2 separate regions of the Homo sapiens genome follow, and region 2 is linked to region 1. Evidence: chromatin loops called from intact Hi-C (ENCODE). Cell type or tissue: Calu3. All regions are shown on one strand.

What was found. A loop is a pair of places that touch in the nucleus more often than their neighbours do. Peaks named below come from ENCODE experiments on the same cell type or tissue, not always from the same donor. Only the 100,000 strongest peaks of a DNase experiment are listed, where the experiment ranks them.
Region 2: a loop joins it to region 1, with 4 times the contacts of the local background. A loop is called at or near these places in 1 of 110 quality-filtered maps.

What each region holds. Positions count from the first base shown.
Region 1 is chr5:16,891,599-16,899,598 of GRCh38, forward strand. The region is part of intron 1 of MYO10 (myosin X); the gene reads right to left. Among named protein-coding and RNA genes, the nearest start is that of MYO10, 41 kb to the right of the region's middle. RefSeq lists enhancers at 5,226-5,395, 5,845-6,705. In Calu3, no CTCF peak of the experiment used is centred here; DNase peaks (open chromatin) are centred at 3,093, 3,883 and 7,803.
Region 2 is chr5:16,732,400-16,740,399 of GRCh38, forward strand. All of the region lies in intron 19 of MYO10 (myosin X), which reads right to left. Among named protein-coding and RNA genes, the nearest start is that of RETREG1, 120 kb to the left of the region's middle. In Calu3, no CTCF peak of the experiment used is centred here; DNase peaks (open chromatin) are centred at 3,972 and 5,892.

The sequences.
Region 1 (8,000 bases):
ATACTTTAAATGGGTGAATGTCATGATGTGTGAATTATATCACAAATTAAAAGAGACAGGGAGGGAGAGACAACTATGCAGACAAATAGGTAGACTCACACCTGACCTCATTCACTCCCTGGAATCCGTTATCCCAACCACCATCTTCATTCTTGACCCTCCTTATTACATATGCAAGAAGGTCCTCTTTTCAGTTTGCACTAGTTTTTGTGGAGTTTCCATTATTTGCAAGTAAAGGAATATCAGCTCTCATTTTCATCACACACAAATGTTACAGGTTTCAGAAAACATCTAGAAAGCAGTTCACAAGCGAGACCTGTACAAATGTCTCTAATTTTTATATACTTTCTCTAGAACACCAAAACAAGTTATTTCAGTGCTTTGACTAGTATTTACATCATATTTATATCATTTGTATTATGGGAGGCAGAAATGGATTTTACTTGCTGTGGAATCCTCAGCACCTAGAACAGGGCCAGACTTATTGCTCCGTTGAATGGTAAATGCATCTACAGAAACCATGCTACCAAGAGAGAGAGGCAGGGCTGCTGGAAGGTTTCAGTATGAGGTTACAGAAATGGCACTGGGTGCTCCCCTAGAAGACAGGGACTCAAGCTCCAGCTCTTCTACCCATAGCTCAGCACAGTTATTCATTACTTGAGATCTCTCTGCACAAAATGAGTTGACACCTAGCTTATCTGATACATAACACAAAAAGATCACATGAGACGGCTAACCAAAATGCTTCAAGCCATGGGGTTGCCGGGCACGGTGGCTCACGACTGTAATCCCAGCATTGTGGGAGGCTAAGGAAGGCAGGTCACTTGAACTCAGGAGTTCAGGATCAGCCTGGGCAACATGGTGAGACCCCCGTCACTACAAAAAAATTCAAAAATTAGCTGGGCATGGTGGCATGCGCCTATAGTCCAAGCTACTTGGAAGGTTGAGGTGAGAGAGTCTCCTGAACCAAGGAGGCGGAAGTTACAGTGAGCCAAGACTGCGCCACTGCACTCCAGCCTGGGTGACAGAGCGAGAGCCTATCTCAAACACAAACAAACAAACAAAAGATGCCATAGGTCTTCAACCCAACAAAGCAGTACCTGTATTTGGGGTCTTGCTGCTGGCACCTTACTGGGTCACATCCAGATGGCTTTCAGCCCTCATATTGCTTTAATTTAACTCTCCTCTCAAGGCCTTGCTACAGAACCAAAGAATGCACAGGCCTCGTTCAACCAACGCACCACAGTTTCTCCAAACCAACAACATTACCAGCCCAGCTACTTTCCAGACACAAAACATTGAAAAAGAACTTACAGGCCAGGCACGGTGGCTCACACCTGTAATCCCACCACTTTGGGAGGCCGAGGCGGGCAGATCACGAGGTCAGGAGATCAAGACCATCCTGGCTAACACGGTGAAGCCCCATCTCTACTAAAAATACAAAAAAAATTAGCCGGGCGTGGTGGCGGGCGCCTGTAGTCCCAGCTACTCGGGAGGCTGAGGCAGGAGAATGGCTTGAACCTGGGAGGCGGAGTTTGCAGTGAGCCGAGATTGCGCCACTGCACTCCAGCCTGGGTGACACAGTGAGACTCTGTCTCAAAAAAAAAAAAAAAAAAAGAACTTACAATTACAAGCTACCCCCAACAGAAAAGCGATAAGGAGGCTGAAGAGGATGAGAAACATTTAAATGACATAAATGCCTCTTTGGTCCTCTTGACACTAAGATTTTGTCTATAGAAAATTATTTCTCTCCTGCTGGGCACCATGGCTCACGCCTGTAATCCCAGCACTTTTGAGAGGCTGAGCAGGCAGATCACCTGAGATCAGGAGTTTGAGACCAGCCTGGCCAACATGGCAAGACTCCATCTCTACTAAGAATACAAAAATTAGCCAGGTGTGGTGGTGCATGCCTGTAGTCCCAGCTACTCAGCAGGCTGAGGTGGGAGAATCGCTTGAACTCGGGAGGCAGAGGTTGCGGTGAGCTGAGATCGTGCCACCACACTCCAGCCTGGGTGAGGGAGTGAGACTCTGTCTCAAAAAAAAAAAAAAAAAAAGAAAATTATTTCCCTCCTACAGCAAAATTCATTTTCATTTCTCTCCATATTACACCTCCTGTTGGGTTCAACAGAGACTTTGGAACAGACTACACTGCTAAAAACATAAATAAATAAATAAATAAGTGGGGGCAGCACTTCTGATGGCCCTGTGACTAGCCCTAGTTATATCCCTCCGTCACTGTTACGTGCTGAAATTGGAGGGGACTCTTCTCCGAGGACACAGCCTCTCCCCAGCAGTGGGTGGGCACCAGGCAGCGAGGAGTGAGGGTACCCAGAGTGTGTGACAAGCCAGCCAGGCAGTGGAGTGCAGTGGGCTTAGTGGTGGCATTGTCATTAAGTTGTTAAGTAAACTTTTCATTTTAGAATAGTTTTAGATTTTCCAGACAAGTTGCAAAGATAATACAGGGAGTCCCTGTACACCTCTCACTCTGGTTCCTGTTCTTATATCTTACATAATGTGGACATTTATCACACTAAGGAACCGACACTGGCACCTTACCATGAACTCAATGCCACACTTCATTCAGAGTTCTCCAGTTTCCACCTAATGTCCTTTTTCCGTCCCAGGACCCCTTCTGGGACATTGGATGTAATCGTCATGCTCCTTCTTTGATAGCCTTGACGGTTTTGAGAAATGCTGGTCAGGTATTCTGTGAAACATCCCTCCTCTGTGGGCTGTCTGAAGTTTTTTTTCCTGGCTAGACCGAAGGATAGTGGTTTTTGATAATGGCTCTATCCAGGGGGCCAAACCGCCTGGACAGGAACCCTGGCTTTACCACATCTTAGCCATGTGGCCTTGGACAAATGAACCTCCACGGGCCTTCATTTCCTCATCGAATGTAGAGGAAAAGCAAATACAATCTACCTCCCAGGAACTGTGGGGATTAAAGAGGCTAACTCTGAGAAAGAAGGTGAGTGGATAATCAGAAATGCTTCATGGAAAGCAGAGGTGGCCACTGACGCATTTAACAACACAGATACTGTGCCAGAGATCCAGCGCAAAGATTAGTAAGGGACACGCCTCATTCCCAGATGCCTGCAGTCCAATGGGGATGAAGTGCAAACAGATCATTGAAACTTGACACCAGGAGGACTAATGTGGGGATACACAGAGGACTGGAGCCTGCGGTGTTGGAGGGGAAGCCAGACTGCTGAGGGATGAATAGGAGAAGCCCCCACGGAGTAGAGGGAGGAAGCCCCATGTTGAAAGGTCCAATTTTCTGCAAATTAGCCAAGTGCCAGTGTAGACTAAGACACACTGTAAATTGGCTTATGCAGCGCTACTTAATCACCCTCCATAAACTATTAACAGCTCTACACAATGAAACAATGAAGACATTCACCTTTGTCCAGCACAAGAAAAAACAGTCTCAGACTAACCCGCCAAGCTCTACAAACCACTAAGGACTAAAATCACCTCCACCCTTACCAATAAAATGTGGGCAAAATTACTGTTTTACAATGCAGTATACTCTTTTCAAATTATGTTTTAAAAGAACCACACAGTAGACAAGTCATTTTGAAGGATCCATTTTTAATTCTTTCTCAGTTTGAAAGGCCTTCAGTCACTCAAAATTTGGAAATTCCCAAGATCTCCCTCAGGGGAATCAAGGGGTGGGACAAAGCAGTGGCAGGGGGGCTGCAGTGAAGACCCTGCTGCAGTGAATGGAGAATGGGCCGAGCCCAGGAGGCTGACGTCTGAGGTCTGTCCATCAAATACAGCCATGTCCTGGTGAGGCAGCTCACCGGAGGCTCTGAGGCCCGAAGCCAAGGAAGGAAAGTTCCTCCTAGTTCCTACTGGCTCCTCATCAGCTTCTCCACTACCCCTGGATGACACGCCCCATCTAGACCAGAACAAAGGCCCTCTGCTTCCCCTATCTCGTTCCCAGGAAGCCTCTCACCTCCTGAGGACCAATGGTAAGAACACCCAACAGGCTCAACCCAACAAGAGCTCCTTCCCCAGCAGGACACTGAGACACCCAAAGGAATTTCCTAGGGGTGGATTCCAGCATCCCCATCCATCCATCTCCCTCCCACCCCATCCATCCTTCCCAAATACTCTGGCCATGATGTAAGCCGCCCCCTCCCCAACACCACAACACACACACACACACACACACACACACACACACACACACACACACACACTCTGCCACCTGGTAAAAAGCCAAACTCCTGGCTAGAAGCAAGGACATGCGTGCAATAAACTTGCAAAACCCCCAGTGGTAAAGCCTTAATGCAAGGGGGGCCCTGCCGCACAGCAGGGCGGGGGCAGGGAGGAGCAGGGCAGGAGCTCCCCTGGGAAGCCAGCATGCTGCTCCTCAACCGGACTGCAGACGACAGCCCCAGCTCCTGCCCTCTCCGCCTCAACACTCCTGGCCTCGCTTCTGCTCTCTGAAAAATGGAGTCCTTCTCTCCTTCTTAAGCCTCATGGAAGGAAGGAAACTACAAGCAGAGTAATCTCAGGACTCAGAAGGCACAATCAGCAGTAGCCAGGCAAGCTCCCAATAAGCTCTCAGGTGTTTAGGTGATATGGCTCAAGCCTGTAATCCCAGCAGTTTGGGAGGCAGGGGTGGGAGGATTGCTTAAACCCAGGAATTCAAGACCAGCCTGGACAATACTGTGAGACCTTATCTCTATATTTAAAGAAATGGTCTTGGCCAGGCACGGTGGCTCATGCCTGTAATCCCAGCACTTTGGGAGGCCTAGGTGGGTGGATCAACGGAGGTCAGGAGTTGGAGACCAGCCTGGCCAACACGGTGAAACCCTGTCTCTACTAAAAATACAAAAATTAGCTGGGCATGGTAGCACATGCCTGTAATCACACCTACACAGGAGGCTGAGGCAGAACTGCTTGAACCCAGGAGGCAGAGGCTGCAGTGAGCCGAGATCGTGCCACTGCGCTCCAGCCTGGGCAACAAAGCAAGGCTCCATCTCAAAAAAAAGAAAAGAAAAAGGAAAGAAATGGTCTAGAAAGGAGGCTCTCACCCCTGTCTTTACAGCAGAATCAGACAGTACCCAGGCACCAATCCAGCTGTGCAGAAGTGGAATGACAGGAGCTGGATCTTAGCAGCCCCCCCAGGATTCTGGGGTGCAGTGGGGTGGCAGGGCACTCCTGCACTGAGCCAGTGCTCCAGAGGGTGAGGTCAGGGCCTTCTGGGTGGTTACCAAAAACACAAGGGTGCCTTCCCCACCTCTTGTCTGTGGATTCATCAATTCGGTGATTCTCAAACCTGGTCTGCCTCCAAAACAATCTTGCATTAGCTCCGAACAAAGGAAGGAAGGAAGGGAGAAGGGAGAGAGAGAGAAGGAAAAGAAAGGAGAGAGGGAGGACGGGAAGGCAGAAGGAAGAAGGCAGGCAGGCAGGAAGGAAGGAAAGAAGGAAATCATATAAATTTTCTGTCAAGGAAACAACGCATTGCTCCTGAGTAATCTACTACAAAATGCTGGTATATACACCTCTGTGGCTATGATTTATTCCAATAATTAATGCTCACTGCAATTCAAGTATTTGTTTTGAAACTGTTTAGTTGAAAGACCAGTCATTTTAAAAGATACCATTTAAAAATTATTTTAGAAGTTCCCACAGAAGTATACATAACAAAACTGGCTTGCTAAGTAAATATCGCCTGAAATTTACACTTCGTAAAAAAAAAAAAAAAAAGTCCTTTATCAGCATGATTCAGAAACTCTGCAACGCCACCACAGATACTCCAATAAAATACCACAGCATCCTAGTCCAAGACATCCAAGACCTATGCAAAGACGTACGCCCTACTGGTGTTTGAAACAAGCATCCCTAGATGAACCCACGTAAAAATCTGTGTTGAAGTGCATACCTTGGCTTTTCAAAGGGCAATAAATCTTCCTTGCAGACTTCTACAGAATGCAGATGTGCTGCTCTCTCTCACCAACACCAGCAAACTGGAAGGCCTCCTGAGTCCCACGGTCTAAACTCTTTGTTCTCTGTGCAAATGCCACAGAGGTTTGTCAACAGACAATGAAAATCTAGTGCAACATCCACTTATCTCCACGGCCTCCATTTACAGGCTACCCTGACAGCTCTCCCTGCGGGTGTGCCGTCATGGGCTACAAGATCTAGCGTGATTGTAGGGGGGCAGAGCCAAAAGGGTTGAAACCCCTCCAAGAGGTTTGTTTAAAATGCAAGAGTATCCTAGAAAAAGTAGCAACAGCAAACAATGCCTAAGTGGCTAGCAGAATTCAGAACCATTCTCGCCAACCAACTGCTTTTGAGCATTTCAAGAGTGTTACTCAAACTCTGCGGACCCTAATCATCTCAAGAACCCCTTGAACTCTTTTGTTCTAAGAAAGAGCTGGTCTGCAGGCCTGCGTGCCCTCTTGCTGTCATCAACCCCAGGCTGGGAGATAAGCACTGCTGGCAGGTAGGAGGGTCCCAGCAGCTGGACCAAGTATGGACAGTTCTACTTGGGGAAAAGCAGCGAGAATGACCACAAGCAGCTCACAGGGCCCCAGGGATAAAGCTTTCGGGAGCCCCCAGGTCAGCGTCTTTCAACCAGAGTTGCTGGGCAGAAATAAGGCAAGCCACATATGTAATTTTAAATTTTCTAATAATCACATTAAAAAAAACTACAAAGAAACAGGTAAGATTACTTTTAATATTCTGTTTTTTAACCCAGAGATCCAAAGTATTACCGTTTCAAAATGTCATCATAAAAAAACACATCAATGAGCTAACTGGCATTCTTTTTTCCATACCCATTCTCAAATTTCTTTCTCTTTTTTTTTTTTTTTTGAGACAGAGTTTCACTCTTATTGCCCAGGCTGGAGTGCAGTGGCGTGATCTCAGTTCACTGCAACCTCCGCCTCCAGGGTTCAAGCGATTCTCCTGCCTCAGCATCCCGAATAGATGGGATTACAGGGGCCCGCCACACCCGGTTAATTTTGTATCTTTAGTAGAAACGGGGTTTCACCATGTTGGCCAGGCTGGTCTCGAACTCCTGACCTCAGGTGATCCACCCACCTCAGCCTCTCAAAGTGCTGGGATTACAGGTGTGAGCCACCATGCCTGGCCCCATTGTCAAATTCTGATGTGTGTTGCATGTTCCCTGCACATCTCAACTTGGAACAGCCATATTTCAAGTGCCCAAATATCACAAAGTCATAGTGGCTAAAGCACTGGACAGACCAGTTCTAGATGCTAAAATCTAGAGATGTAATTCAGTAGGCAAAAGTACATGGTGGCTCACGTCTGTAATCCCAGCACTTTGGGAGGCTGAGGCGGGCAGATCACCTGAGCCTGGCCACCTGGCCAACATGGTGAAACCCCGTCTCTACTAAAAATACAAAAATTAGCTGGGCATGGCGGTGGGTGCCTGTAATCCCAGCTACTTGGGAGGCTGAGGCAGGAGAATCACTTGCGCCCGGGAGGCAGAGGTTGCAGTGAGCCGAGATCATGCCGCTGCACTCCAGCCTGGGTGACAGAACCAGACTCTGTCTCAAAAAAAAAAAAAAAAAAAGTGCTAGCGTGTGAGCAAAGATAACAGACACAAATGCAATGTTTTCATTATGTTTGCTTTTCCTCATTTTAGGAAACAATGTACAAAATTCCCCAGTGACAACCAACCTGCCTCATCCTAATCTACTTTACTTCAACATTCACCTGAGGAGACAAGCAGAAAAATATTTTTCCCTACTTCTGAAATAATAAAAGAATGTGGCTGGGCGCGATGACTCACGCCTGTAATCCCGGCACTTCGGGAGGTGGAGGCGGGCAGATCACCTGAGGTCAGAAGTTCGAGACCAGCTTGCCCAACATGGTGAAACCCCCGTCTCTACTAAACATACAAAAAATTAGCAGAGCGTTGTGGCGTGTGCCTGTAATCCCAGCTACTCAGGAGGCTAAGGCAGGAGAATCGCGTGAACCTGGGAGGCAGAGCTTAAGCCGAGATCATGCCACAGCAG
Region 2 (8,000 bases), 160 kb before region 1:
TCTAGTGAACCTAACGAAACCTTTTTATCTGGCTAAACTAAACCTCCATCTCACTCTATTCATCTGTGTTCTATTTCTACTTCTCTGTCCACCATATTGAACAGGTCATCAGCTCCTTTATTCAGACGTGTTCTGAAAAATCATGCTGAGAAATACAAATTAGGAGGGCAGCTGTCTCTCTTTGTAGATGTTGCCAAGGAGGCCCAAATCGGTCATTAAAATGCTAAAATAGCTGTGAAACTCACTAAAGCACTTACACGATCACTAAGGTTATGTCCACGCAGTGAGGACTGAGCAAGAAAAAGAAGGGAGGAGATGAGGAGGGAAATAAGAGGAAAATGCATCCAGCAGCCACAAGTTCCTCAATATCCAAAGCCGGGAAAGTGGTCAAACTGAGATTTGGAATGCTTGGCTGAATATTTTTTATAATGCTGCATTAACGGTATTGTAAGAGCTGAGCGCGGTGGCTCATGCCTGTAATCCTAGCACTTTGGGAGGCCGAGGTGCGCAGATCACTTGAGGTCAGGAGTTTGGGACCAGCCTGGCCAACATGGCAAAACCCCATCTCTACTAAAAGTACAAAAATTAGCCAGGCATGGTAGCGGGTGCCTGTAATCCCAGCTACTCAGGAGGCTGAGGCAGGAGAATCACTTGAACCCGGGAAGTGGAGGTTGCAGTGAGCTGAGATCGTGCCATTGCACTCCAGCCTGGGTGACAGAGCAAGACGCCATCTCAGAAAAAACAAAACAAACAAACAACAACAACAACAAAAATACACACACTCAGAAAAATCTGAGCTAAACATCCAGTCACCAAACAGATGCCAAATATTAAAAAGACCACAAGGTCATCAGATTTATATTAGTGGAGTGCTGGAAGGGGCTTGAGAAATCACCCCACCCCATCATCCCATTTCTACAGGAAGAAACTGAGATCAAGTCAGCCCTTTTCATTTCATTAAAAACATAGCTAAGAAAAGAGTTACTTCTTTGATAATAGATATAGCTGATTTATAAATATTCATGAATATATACTGAGATACCAGAAGAAAAAAAAAGTCACATGGAGAATTTTCCTTGAAAATTGCTCAGTGCCGTCTGCTCTGAGATAAATGGTAATTTATTGGCAAGTCCTCGGTAAATTCTGCTTTCCAGAAGGAAGGAAGGCCTGGTGGGAAGAGGGTATTGGTGAGCTGCGCATCCTAGGAGTCCTTTTCTTGCTTATTCATGTATTAAAGTGGTTGCCTGAAAGTCATAATGGGAAATTAGCCAGCCTTAGATCACAGCCAATATCTGTTAAGTATAAATTAGAAACACCACAAAATATCCCATTGAGCAGTTGGGAGTTGCTAGGAAACGGGAGGTCAGGCAGCACTCAAAGGCCAGGTTATTCCCATCCCCGGGCCTCTTCAGGACTCTCCAGGCTGGACTCTGGGCAGGGGGCGCCACGAGTTGACGGCTCGGCATCGCAGCATCCACGTCCAGGCAGGGAGTCCAGGCTTCTGAGCTGGGTGACTCGAACTGCTTAATTGTTAAGTGCCTCCCTCCTGCTACCAGCAGGAAAGGGTCCAATGTGTGACATGCCAGGCTGGCTTCAGGGGCAGCCTGACGCTTTCTCTAAGATAGGAGTGCCTGAGAATTCGTATGAAAGAGTTTTAAGTTGAAGACTCTTCCACAGATTAAGCACAATGTTAAAAATAAAAGGGATGCAAAAAAAAAAAGAAAGAAAGAAAACAAAGGAGTATATGCTCCTAAATCCAAGAAGCAGCAGACAGAAGGCTATTCATGAGTGACAGCTTTCTCCTCACCTGTCCTTATTAACACATTTCATCCACTTCCTTCAGCGATCCAATTTGCTTTACTTAACATCTACCACATCTTTCGACTTAAAAGAACAGCTTTCAGGGTTCTGATCATATTGCTTCCATGAATTTGATATTCCCCACGCCTACCCCAAAATGAACGTACGTCCTTCACAAATTCTACCTGGCAATGTGCTGCTGAGTTCAGTCAACGGTGCCCACGTTCAAATGACAGATCACGAGAAGAAACGAACACACCTGTTTTTTGCTGGGAGAGCCACACAGTGAACACCAGAGTTCTCTACCAAGACTCCCGATGTCAGGCCGGGCATGGTGGCTCATGCCTATAAATTCAGCACTTTGGGAGGCCAAGGTGGGCGGATCAACTGAGGTCAGGAGTTCGAGACCAGCCTGGCCAACATGGTGAAACCCCGTCTCTACTAAAAATACAAAAATTAGCCGGACGTGGTGGCGCACACCTGTAATCCCAGCTACTTGGGAGGCTAAGGCAGGAGAATCACTTGAACCCGGGAGGCGGAGGTTGCAGTAAGCTGAGACTGCGCCATTGCACTCCAGCCTGGGTGACAAGCACGAAACTCTGTCTCAAAAAAAAAAAAAAGACTCCAATGCCACTTCTTTCCATAATGATGACTATGACTGCTGTTTATCAGCCACCACGGCCATCAGTGGTGTCTCCGTCCGTGCCAGAGTCTGAGCCAGGAGTTTTACAGACTTGCTCACAGTTCCTCTTTGTACCTACCCTACAAAGGGTGGCTTCTGTACTCCCTTCCCTGATGGGAGAACAGAAAACTAAAGTGACAAACCAATGACCTGTGGCTGGTAAAAGGCAGGCCGGATCAGTGTTAAAACCTCATTTGGTCCACCATGATGTGTGGCCTCCCAGGACAGCCTCATCCATCATTTTACTCCAGAAATGTTGAAAGAGTAACTTGCTTTATCATCTTGTTCGCCATAAATTGTCTAAAGGAGAGGTTGCTTTTATTCACTGAGCAAACAGCAACAAATCAACTTGTTCCTTGAGAGGAAAACCTTATGCTGTTAGCCCTGGAATAGGTAGAAAAACGCCCAGGTTAATGAATTGCTATAGAGTCATCAGGCTAATGGAGAGAGCTGTAGGGCAGAGTCTAAATGCTGTGATTTACACGAGAAAACCGTGGGACCAGGCCACGGTGGTGAATGTTGTTTAAAAATGCTACCATGAGGCCAGGTGCAGTGGCTAACACCTGTAATTCCAGTAATTTGGAAAGCTGAGGCAGAAGGATTGCTTGAGCCCAGGAGTTCGAGATCAGCCTGGGCAATATAGGGAGACCCCATTTCCACCAAAAATAAACAAAATTAGCTGGGTATGGTAGTGCATACTTGTGGTCCCAGCTACATGGGAGGACTGTTTGAGCCCAGGAGGTCAAGGCTGCAGTGAGCCGAGATCCCACCGCCACACTCTAGCCTAGGCGACAGAGCCTCGGGAAAAAAAAAAAAAAAAAACCCAAACCCAGAAAATGCTATTATGACACATTACACACTGGCAGACACTCTAAAAAATCCTCCCTGTCTGTCTCCGCATTCAACTCCAACAATATCTTGGCATCATGAACTATGATCTGAGGCTGGTCTGTGACACAGTAACAGAAACAGAAAAAACTCAGACATGAGCTGCTCATCTCTTCACTCTTTCCTACATTTTTGCACCCAACCCTCACTAGAGCTAAATCTCAACTGAAGAGTCTCTACTCATCCACACCCGCAGATCAGGGCCCCTTTCCAGGTACTGCTGCTAGTTTCTACTCTCCACAGCACCGAATAAAGCACAATCTATGTCTCAGATACGCGACTACACATTTACCAAAACGACCAGGACAAAGAACAAAAAAAGCCTTTGCATCCAGGCCAGTTGCTATAGAGTCTTTGAATATTCCCAACCTGCCTTCTCTATCATCTAACTACTTTGTAGCGACAGGCTGGAACAAGAAGAATGGATGTGCTGTGAGCAGGCAAGGTGAGAAGTGGAGAACAAGCGGCGATTGTACTGTAGTTAATTATTTTAATTGAGCATGAGAAGGGAAAGGCTTGAACTCTAAGGACGTTGGCAGAGCCCCAGAGTTTATGTAAACCAGGAAATGCCTCTAGCACGCCCCAGATAGCAGGAGCAACTGAATAGAAGTGGCCCATCTGCTGATGCAACAGCGCTGCAAACAATGGCTGCTCTGAGAGAGGGTCAGTTCCACAGAGTTTTCAGAGGTTGTACACCTCTTTGTTCCTGCATGCTCACAGGCTGTGTTAGAAGCCTGGAAATCCCAGTCAAATGATGTCACGACCAGGTCCAACCTGCCCTTCCACTTCTGCACAGGACCTTATTTCCCTAATTCGCAAGGTACCTCTGATTAAAAGCCTCTAAGAGCTGCAACTCTGTACACTTGTAGTCCAATGTAAACTGACTAGCTCAAGCTTTACTGAAAGCAATGCCATGCAGTCAGTGAATCAAATGCATAGGCCAACGTTTCAGTCAATACCAGAAAAAGAAAAGAAGAAAAAGAATGTGGTAGGCTAATTTTCCTTCTGCAATTCCTCAAACCACAATTAGCATAGTAACAATGCCTTATGTTTGGCCTTCATAATCCAGCGGGATTTGTTTTGGCTCAGCAAAGGGGATTTGTTTTAGCTCAGCAAAATTTGTCGTAGACCCCTACTTATGTGTTATAATAACCATATTTAAACTTCTGTGGTCCCGTAAGAAAACACGACCAAAGTATGCCTACGAGATTTCATATTCAAATCATGGTCTTTTGCCAAACGGCTAAAAGCTGAAATCTCAGTTATTCAAACTTATTATGCATACTCTTACTTAATATTCTTATTTATCTGAAGAGTTCTTTCTTAAAAAAATCACTAAATAGGGTCTAAAACATTGGTTTGCTAGTGAATTTTTCACCATCCTAAATGTGGAGGGTGAGGGGAAAAATGTTACTGTATCTTTAATAGGACCACTTTAATTTTGTAGAGGCAAACTTTGGGTATATTACAGAATTCCAAAGCCAAACAGTATTCCCTTTTAAGTGAAATACTGACAAATGAAGCATCTGGCACACTTTAATGAGCTGTTTTATCCTTTCAGAGTGGCTGAAACTAGGACAGCCATTCATCTGAGACAGTGGCTAGCACAGAGCAGTTACACAATGACACAGGACGCACTGATACTAAGCCCACCACCACCATTTCCCATCTCCTAACACGACTTACTAAAAAGGGAAACAAAATAGACATTTAACTGAATGACTAAGTACATCCAGAAAGTGTGAAACGATACACCATTTTCTATTTTAGTTGAATAGTAAAACACACAGTTAAAAGCAATAACAAATGCTATATAACAAGTTAACTTACATGTAGATGCCGTTTTTATTGACAGCAAATAAAAAATAAGAATAAAAACCAAGAAATCATCAGCATCGACAGCCCAGTGGTTTTCAAGAGGAGGTGGTTTTGCCCCCTGGGGGGCACCCGGGAAAGTCTGGAGACGTTGAGAGAGGAGAGTGTTACTAGCGTCTAGCAGGTAGATGCCAGCGCTGCTTTGAAGCCTCCTTCAAAGCTCAGGCTAGAGCCCAACAACAAAGAATAACCTGTCCAGCTCAAAATGCCAGTACTGCCGAGGCCAAGAACCCTGACTTATCCTGATACATAGGAAAAGGGTTAAGCAAGAATCATCTGTTTGAGATAGCTGACGCGGAAGGAAAAGGATGTGAAGTTTAATTATGGACACATTTCAGTTCAAAGTGCTAAACAGGTGAAGCAGAGTAGCACGGAACTAGAAAATCTAGAAAACTAGGAAAATCAAGTAAGTTACAAAATTAAGGGAGATGATGAGGCCAAAGCTTAGAGGAGGGTTTTGAGGTGGAAATACACAGGGGAGAGGTACTCACCTAGCCTGGAGCTGAAGGAGAGAAGCCAGTGTTTCTTTTGGAGCCCAGCGAGTGAGAAACTGGGGGCAGAACCCGAGGCCATGCCTACCTCCAGAGGAACCAGTCAAGAGGAGGAGGGGTGGTCAGAGAGGTGTCAGGAAGGAGGGGTGGTTAGCAGTGTCCCAGGCCTGGGAGCAGGGGTGGGGATTAAGAGGCAGGGCAGAGAGAAACTGTGCTGGCTGGGAAGCTTCCTGCAGAAGGGTAGCAAGTGCAGCCTTGATTGCCTGGCATTAGAAAGAAGAAAATAGTCACAGACTCTTTTTGGAAATGTTTAGCAGTGAGGAGAAGATTGCTCAAGGTGAGGGAGCCCAGTCAAGTTCCTATTCGCCCTCACTTCTCCCTTCTCAGCAGGTGTATGTGTATGTATATCTATATAATCATTCAGCTCCCAGGGGAGGCAAGACAAAGTTAAAAAAACAACAACAACAAAAAAAGAGGCCGAGCATGGTGACTCAGGGCTGTAATCCCAGAACTTTGGTATGTCAAGGCGGGTGGATCATGAGGTCAGGAGTTTGAAACCAGCCTGGCCAACATGGTGAAACCCTGTCTCTACTAAAAATGCAAAAATTAGCTGGGCGTGGTGGTGCACGCCTGTAATCCCAGCTACTCAGGAGGCTGAGGCAGGAGAATTGCATGAACCTAGGAGGCAGAGATTGCAGTGGGCCAGGTTTGCACCACTGCACTCCAGCCTGGGCAACAAAGGGAGACTCCATCTCAAAAAAAAAAAAAAAAAAAAAGTACACAACTGTTCTTCAGAAAAGGTTGCAACAATTTATACTCCCAGCAGCAGAATAGCAGAATCCATTAATGGCAGTTTCTTCAAATAGTCACAGAAACCAAGAAGTGTTATTAAAAAGCAACACAGAGCCAGGAGCAGTGGTGTGCCCCTATAGCCCCAGCTACTCCAGTGCCGAGGCAGGAGGATCTCTTGCAGCCAGGAGTTTGAGACTGTAGTGTGCTATGATTGTGCTTGTAAATAGCCCCTGCACTCCAGCCTGGGCAACATAATCATGTCCCAAAAAAAAAAAAAAAAAGCATAAAACCATTAAACCATTCAATCCTCACACTAGCAAAAGTATCTCATTTTAAACTTCATTTATTTGATTACACTATTGAGAACTTCAAGTAATTTTATATTTCACCTTTTGCAAATTTCTTGTTTCTGTTTTTTACTCGTTTTTCTACTAAAACATGTTCTTATTGATTTGTGAAGGCTCTTTATATATTAAAGCTATACATCCATTGTTATACACATTGGATATATATATCTTGTTTGCTGTTGGCTTTAATGAGGGCAGTTTGGCTATATATACATCAAAGTCATAACAACGTGCATATTCTGATTGGCAAATACACTTTCAAGAATTTACCTTAAGGAGAAAGTATTTGTGCACATGAAAAATACAGTACTATTATTTGCAACAACAAATAAACAATCCAGTAATAGAAATCTGACTTGAAAGTATAGCCACTGACAGAATTTTATAGTCATGAAAAAATGCGAAAGAATGTTTCAAGATTTATTAAGTTAAAAAAAAAAGTAGGTTACAAAATTAAGGTAAACTATGATCCCAATTTAAAGGGAAGAAAAGTATATACACAACAAATATAAAGAGGGTTGTCTCTGGCTGGTAAAATTATGGGTAACTAATTTTTAAAACATTTCACATATTTCCCTAATATTTTATAATCAGTAAGAATCGTCTTTATATTGAGGAGGGGTGAACGCAAACCCCAGCATCTAATGCGGTGGTGTTTTTATTATTGTCACTATTCTTTGTCGCATATTTTTGAGGGTCATAGAAAGAACTTGCCGGAGAAAAAAACAAGGAAAGTACCCCTAGGATGAAGAAGAACAGAGTGAAGTGCTGAAGAGCTAATGAAGCAGAGTGGACCATCTGCACAGATGAGAGAAGACCCAGGGGAGTTTCAGACCCTGATCTTGAGAACCGCAGTCCACCCCTAACCTCTGGTCTCCAGTCTCAAACCTGGCCCTTTGCTCCAGAGTCTTCTGAGGGAGTGACAGCTGGGAGGGAGGCTGATGGGGATTTGGGAATTGGTCCTTTGTAGCCGCTGGGGGAGCAAAGTGAGCTTTAGAACAAAGTCACTACCAGAAAGCACACATTGAGGGGGCTGCCCGTGAAAACGTTAATTCAGGGCGGCTAATGCTTAGAGGGGAAAAAAAAATATCTCAGTCTGCATGAGCTAGACGGACAGGGGTGGGA